Regions from separate parts of the Homo sapiens genome. Here region 1 is linked to region 2. Evidence: chromatin loops called from intact Hi-C (ENCODE). Cell type or tissue: HepG2. All regions are shown on one strand. Links, peaks and the distances in the headings refer to the core of each region. The heading gives the core; the rest is flanking DNA. Region 1 overlaps WDR27 (WD repeat domain 27). Region 2 holds the start of LINC00574 (long intergenic non-protein coding RNA 574).

Region 1 (2,911 bases), core at 105-2,604, 93 kb before region 2:
TGGAAAAGGCACAGAAAGGAGTTTTCACCCAAAGACTCTGGAAGGAGCCAGCCCCAATGCCACCCTGATTTTAGCAGTTTGAGACCCATTTTGGATTTGTGACCTCCAGAACCGTAAGATAATCCATTTGCGCTGTTTTAAACCACCAAATCTGCATTAGTTTGTCACAGCAGAATTAACAAACGAATACAAGTGCCTACAAAATGAAAACTGTAGAAACGAAATGACAATTCCCTGCATACGTCTACACAGTGATCTGTGTCCTATCGGGACTGAACCCTGAAGTAAGACTAGAACAAGCAATCAACAGCAAGAGTCCAGGGTGACCCAAGGGTTGAGATGGTGCTAGGAGATCTTGGGAAGAATGGCGCAGTGAAGCTTACGAGGAAGAAGTTAAGGTATGGGCAGTTGTGAAGCAAGAGATCACATACACACATGCATGCACACACACAAAATCTCACACCTGTATACACACATGCACACAAAGAATCCCACACATGCACCCAAACGTGCACACACATGTATGCCTGCACACATATAAAAAGCTGTCCGATCAAAACGGGTTTGGTGAAAGGTTTGGGGTCAGAGAGCCCACGGTCATAGGAGAAAGACAATCCGAAGACCTGAAGACCTCTTCCATGCCTGAAGCACAGGACCCCTTCATGTCTTAAAAACAAAAGCAGACGCCGGGCACAGTGGCTCACGCCTGTATTCCCAGCACTTTGGGAGGCTGAGGCGGGTGGATCACGAGGTCAGGAGTTCAAGAACCAGCCTGGCCAACATAGTGAAGCCCCATCTCTACTAAAAATACAAAAATTAGCTGGGCATGGTGGCACGTGCCTGTAGTCCCAGCTACTTGGAAGGCTGAGGCGGGAGAATCACTTGAACCCGGGAGGCGGAGGTTGTTGTGAGCCAAGATTGTGCCACTGCACTCCAGCCTGCACGACAGAGCGAGACCCTGTCTCAAAAACAAACAAAAGCAAAAACAACAAAAACCTATCTCCTGACACCCAACGTCTGATATCACTGGAATTATTTCCAAAATAAAGACAGTGTGGGCGGCAAGCCACCCAGGTGCCGAGGCAAGAGACCGAGGACACGAGCTGTTCCAGTATAATAAAATATAAAATCAGAACGGTTATACCAGATATAGATCTTAGATATGATTACATATGAATATCATTAATCATTAGTTTGTAGCAATTACTCTTTATTCCAATATTATAATAATACTCGCTCTATAATCATAACCTAGGAAAAACCAGGCCACACAGAGATAGGAGCTGAGGGGACATAGTGAGGAGTGACCAGAAGACCAGAGTGCGAGCCTTCTGTTATGCCCAGACAGGACCACCAGAGGGCTCCTTGGTCTAGCGGTAACGCCAGCATCTGGGAAGATGCTCTTTGCCAGGTGGACCGAGGTCTAGCGGTAGCCTCAGTGTCAAGGAAAAACACCTGCTACTTAGCAGACCGGGAAAGGGAATCTCCCTTTCTCCCGGAGAGTTTAGAGAAGACTCTACTCCTCTACCTCTTGTGGAGGGCCCGACATCAGTCAGGCTCGCCCACTGTAATCCGGAGGCCTAACCATCTCCGTGATGCTGTGCTTCAGTGGTCACGCTCCTAGTCCGCCTTCAGGTTCCATCCGGTACACCTGGCTCTGCCTTCTAGATAGCAGTAGCAAAATTAGTGAAAGTACTAAAAGTCTCTAATAAGCAGAAATAACGGTGTAAGTTGTTTCTCTCTGTCTCCTCTCTCTGCCTTGGCTGCCAGGCAGGGAAGGGCCCCCTGTCCAGTGGACACGTGACCCACATGGCCTTACCTATGGCCACTCTCCTTATCCTGCCCCTTTGTCTTGTATCCAATAAATATCAGTGCAGCCTGGCATTTGGGGCCACTACCGGTCTCCGTGACTTGGTGGTAGTGGTCCCCCGGGCCCAGCTGTCTTTTATCTCTTTGTCTTGTGTCTTTATTTCTACACTCGTCCCCGCGCACGGGGAGAGACCCACTGACCCTGCGGGCTGGTCCCTACAGGCAGAATATGAATGTGCTTGCATTTCCTGATGAGTGCATAGTAAAGAAATAACACCATGACTCACTAGTATGAAGAGTTCACAGAAACAATGGTGTGAAGCCAAGGAGGGAAGGAAGCCTTGTCAGGACACATAAGCCACCTTGACGAGGAAGCACCAGCCTGCACTCAGAATTTCTGGGTCAGTCTGGCCCCAGTGTGCACGAGCTGATGTCCCACCTCTCCAGCTGCCCAACACCTCTGTTCCTCAGTGTTCTCAGCTTCAATGCCTACCTCTGCCTCAGTGTATTCGGCTTCAATGCCTACCTCTGCCTCAGTGTACTCGGCTTTAATGCCTACCTCTCCTGCCTCTCCTGCTCCATGGCAGGGTGGTACAGACAGGGATGAGGGAGGGTCTGGTGCAGGCAGAAACATCGTCAGGGACACACCGACACACACACACACATACACACACGTGTCCACGTCGAGAACATGAGTCCAGGGCAGCTAACTGAAGTGCAACCTATCCTCCCATTGAACAGAGGTCAGATGGCCCCTAAAATCATTTGTGTAAAAAGTTATTTTTCTATATGTTAAAATATTCATTTTTCTATTTCTGTGGTCTGGCAGTTTTCCCCAAGCTCTTTCTGCTTCTTCCCTGGAGCCACTAAGAACATGGCTGGACCACATTTCCAGCCTCTGAAGTCGAGGGCAGCCGTGCACCAATTTCTGGTCTGGAAAGCACACCATGCATGCACAGGCTTGGTCCTGTCACAGCCCGTGCACAGCCCTTCATGCTGGAGGCGGAGGGCTCCAAAGGCTGAGGAGAGGGGCCACGGTGGTGGCACCTGGCAGCCTGTGCTGCTCCCACTAAAGGGTGATCAGGACACCAGGCTGGACTGT
Region 2 (2,911 bases), core at 147-2,646:
AAATTTTTCCCAGTGTGTATAATAATATCGTTTATACCTTCATTTATACCTGTTGTTTGTTTTTATCCAAGCACCACAACTGCTTTTAGTTACTATATCTTTTATTTTTAAAATCTGGAATAGCTCCCTTTTTGTTTTTTTTCTTTCTGTGTCAGAGACATTTTTGAAGTATTTATGTCACCTTTACAGAATGTTCATCAATTGGCTTTTGTTAGATTGTTTCCTCAAATTTGACAGTTTTAAAGAAACACTGCATCCATGATACTGTCTGAACCAGTGCATCACATCAAGACACATGATTGACACAATAATGCTGTGTGCCACTCGCTGCATCACAGCAGGACACATGAGGCACATATGTGCTGCTGTGCATTCCTCAGTGAATATTGCAGGACGTGTGGGTGGGGCCAGGTGTTGTCAAGGTCCCGGCAGGTCGCTCTGCCCTCTAAACACAATGGCTGGATGGGCGGTGGACACCTGCTCTGCGGAGCCTGGGCAGCAGCTGAAGATGATGTGGGGAGGGGCTGCTCAGCTGGGGCTGGAAGGTGAGGACAGGGCTGGGCTGGCCGCCTTGTGGAGATAGCAGGACTTGTTGAGGGAAAGTCAGGCCAGGGATGCAAACCAAAGCCTGAGGAGAAACTGCAGGGCCGTGCATGGCCTCAGCTCCCTTTCTGAGGCTCCGTTGATGTGAGTGCTTTCAACAAGCCCTCCAGGGAATCTCTGCTGCTTGCAACCAAAAAGTAGTGACCACTGGAAGAGCCAGCCCCTGCGAGAGGACAGAGGCATGGCCGCCATCAAGAGGCAGGCAAACCCCAGAGAAGGAGGCCACGGACTTGGCAGTGGACGACCGGTGTGCGATCTCAGTGCCACAGGTTACTGGTTTTGTGGCAAGATGTGTACCTGCTGACAGCATGGCTTCCTCGTCTGCAGAGTGTGACAGTGACATTCCCTGCCTCATTAGACGTTAGGATACAGTGAGGCGCCGTGCTCAGCCCCATTCTGGCACGTAGCATCGATAAACACCAGCTCTTACCGGACCGTTCCCTTATGCTGGGAGGAAAGAAACGATTTGGATTTCCTCTGTCTAGAAGTCCAGCTATCTGCATGTGTGTTCAGAGGACGTTCTCGTATCTCAGGAGTGAAACCAAAGCATCCTGTACATCTTTCCCCCACCCCCACTCATAGCCTCGGATTCTCTGCACAGCTTTAGTAAAGGAGCTGATGGGGAATCGGATGCCTGACCCCGAGTCCTCACTCTGGGGCTCGAGCTTAGGATAACTTCAGGTTCAGCTGAGGCCTCTGAACTGTGACTCCGCCCCGTGGCCGCATGCGTCGGAACTCCTACCTGCCCTTTGCCCTTCTCGAGGCCGGTGCTTGACTGGAGGAGGGCTGGCAGCAGAAGTGCAGCTGACCGGGTTGCGTTTTCGTACGGCTGACTAAAGCGGATACCGGTGGCGACTCATTTCTCGTTTTATTTTTCAACGATTTGGCGGAGAAGCTCCTCTTGTGAATGGACTTTGGATTTCTTGGAGCTGCGCTGCGGGTCCCACAGTGTGGCTTTCGGCCCGTGCTGTGCTGGCGCCTGCACTTCCTCTGGCGGGGCACGGGGTGGCGCTCCCTGGTAAAGCAGCGGCCAGGGGGAGCCGTGAGTGAGGCGCTGCCTCTCCCGCTGAAGCGGGTTCCAAGGCCACCGTGAGGGGGACCATCCATCCAGGTAAAACGTGTTCTTTCCTTGTTCCTTTGCGAATCGATGGGGATCAGGCTTCCCCAGGTGGTGAAGTGAGGAACAGGGACCGCGGGGCTCGCCTGACCAGTGGGGTCTCCATCCTTGTCCGTGCTGACAAAAGACAAGAACAGACAGCGCCTGAAATCTTCCCGCCTCCGTGAGGGAAGCCTGCGTCTGGGAACGCGCCGCAGGGAAGTGATCCCTGAGTGAGGGAGGAGGTGCCGGGGCATCATTAATCAGACCTCAATGCCGGGAAGGTTCTTTGTTTAAAGAAACACTCATGTTTAAAGAGCACTTGGTGCGGACTTGCTGTGGCCATCGCCCTCAACAGCTCATCTTTAGGAGGTGCAGGCTGAATTCACGCCTCGGTGTCGTCCATGTCTGCCTGCCGCGCAGAGGAGACAGCGAGAGGCCTTCCCACCGCACGGCTTTTACGGGAAGCTCTTCGCATTGGCTACAGGGGTGTGGTTTGGTTTATAGCCACACCAAGTAATTTTAATAGAACTCAATAACTGTGTTGCCTTGCAGGCTCCGAGTGCTACAGGCAGACCCGAGTCCGAGTCTTCCTACGGTTCATTGTCCCCCCCTGGATTTCCTAGGGACTCCAGATACGATGGCATCGATGTCAGTTAACTTGGCACTTCTTAAAATAGATCTATGATCAAATCTTAAGTTTTTCCGAATAAGACTCTGGAGGAATGCAGGAAGGTCATTTGATTACTTTAAAATAAGAGGATTTTATGTTAAAATATTGAAAAAGCCAGTCATAAAACTAAGCTCTGTACCAATGAATATAGTTCGCGAAGCCAGCAGCACAGGCTTATTATTATAAATATCAAACACCACCATTATGAGTAAGCTCATTTATTTTCAAAGCACTTTGCGATCATTAATTGTTCACGTCTGTGAATACCCCCTGAGAGACAGTATTATTAACTGCATTTGAAAGGAAGAAAACTAAGGCACAGAAAACCCGTAATTCATTGTCCTGAGGGGAAAAGGAGACACCAGGAACACGGCTGTCCTTTCGCTGCATCTTCTCTTTGGTAGAGATCCAGGGACATCTGGAACATCCACCCTCTTTCTCCCACTCACGGCCATGCCACCACCTAGTGCCTCACTGACATTTCCTCTCAATCTCAGGATAATCACATCGATGTAACACTTGGCAGGTTTGTTATCTCA

What was found. Peaks named below come from ENCODE experiments on the same cell type or tissue, not always from the same donor. Only the 100,000 strongest peaks of a DNase experiment are listed, where the experiment ranks them.
Region 1: it touches region 2 in a loop (6-fold over the local background); 2 of 110 quality-filtered maps call a loop at or near these places.

The regions. Positions count from the first base shown.
Region 1 is chr6:169,695,949-169,698,859 of GRCh38, forward strand. All of the region lies in intron 1 of WDR27 (WD repeat domain 27), which reads right to left. Among named protein-coding and RNA genes, the nearest start is that of WDR27, 4.6 kb to the right of the region's middle. In HepG2, for the core only: a CTCF peak has its summit at 1,364 (motif pointing right); no DNase peak of the experiment used is centred there.
Region 2 is chr6:169,788,703-169,791,613 of GRCh38, forward strand. LINC00242 (long intergenic non-protein coding RNA 242) reads right to left here. Exons shown (of 2, transcript NR_026781.1): 2 at 88-2,416. LINC00574 (long intergenic non-protein coding RNA 574) reads left to right here and starts at 1,371. Exons shown (of 3, transcript NR_026780.1): 1 at 1,371-1,714. In HepG2, for the core only: CTCF peaks have their summits at 575, 1,629 (motif pointing right) and 2,031; DNase peaks (open chromatin) are centred at 567, 1,359, 1,599 and 2,059; H3K4me3 peaks cover 2,448 bases.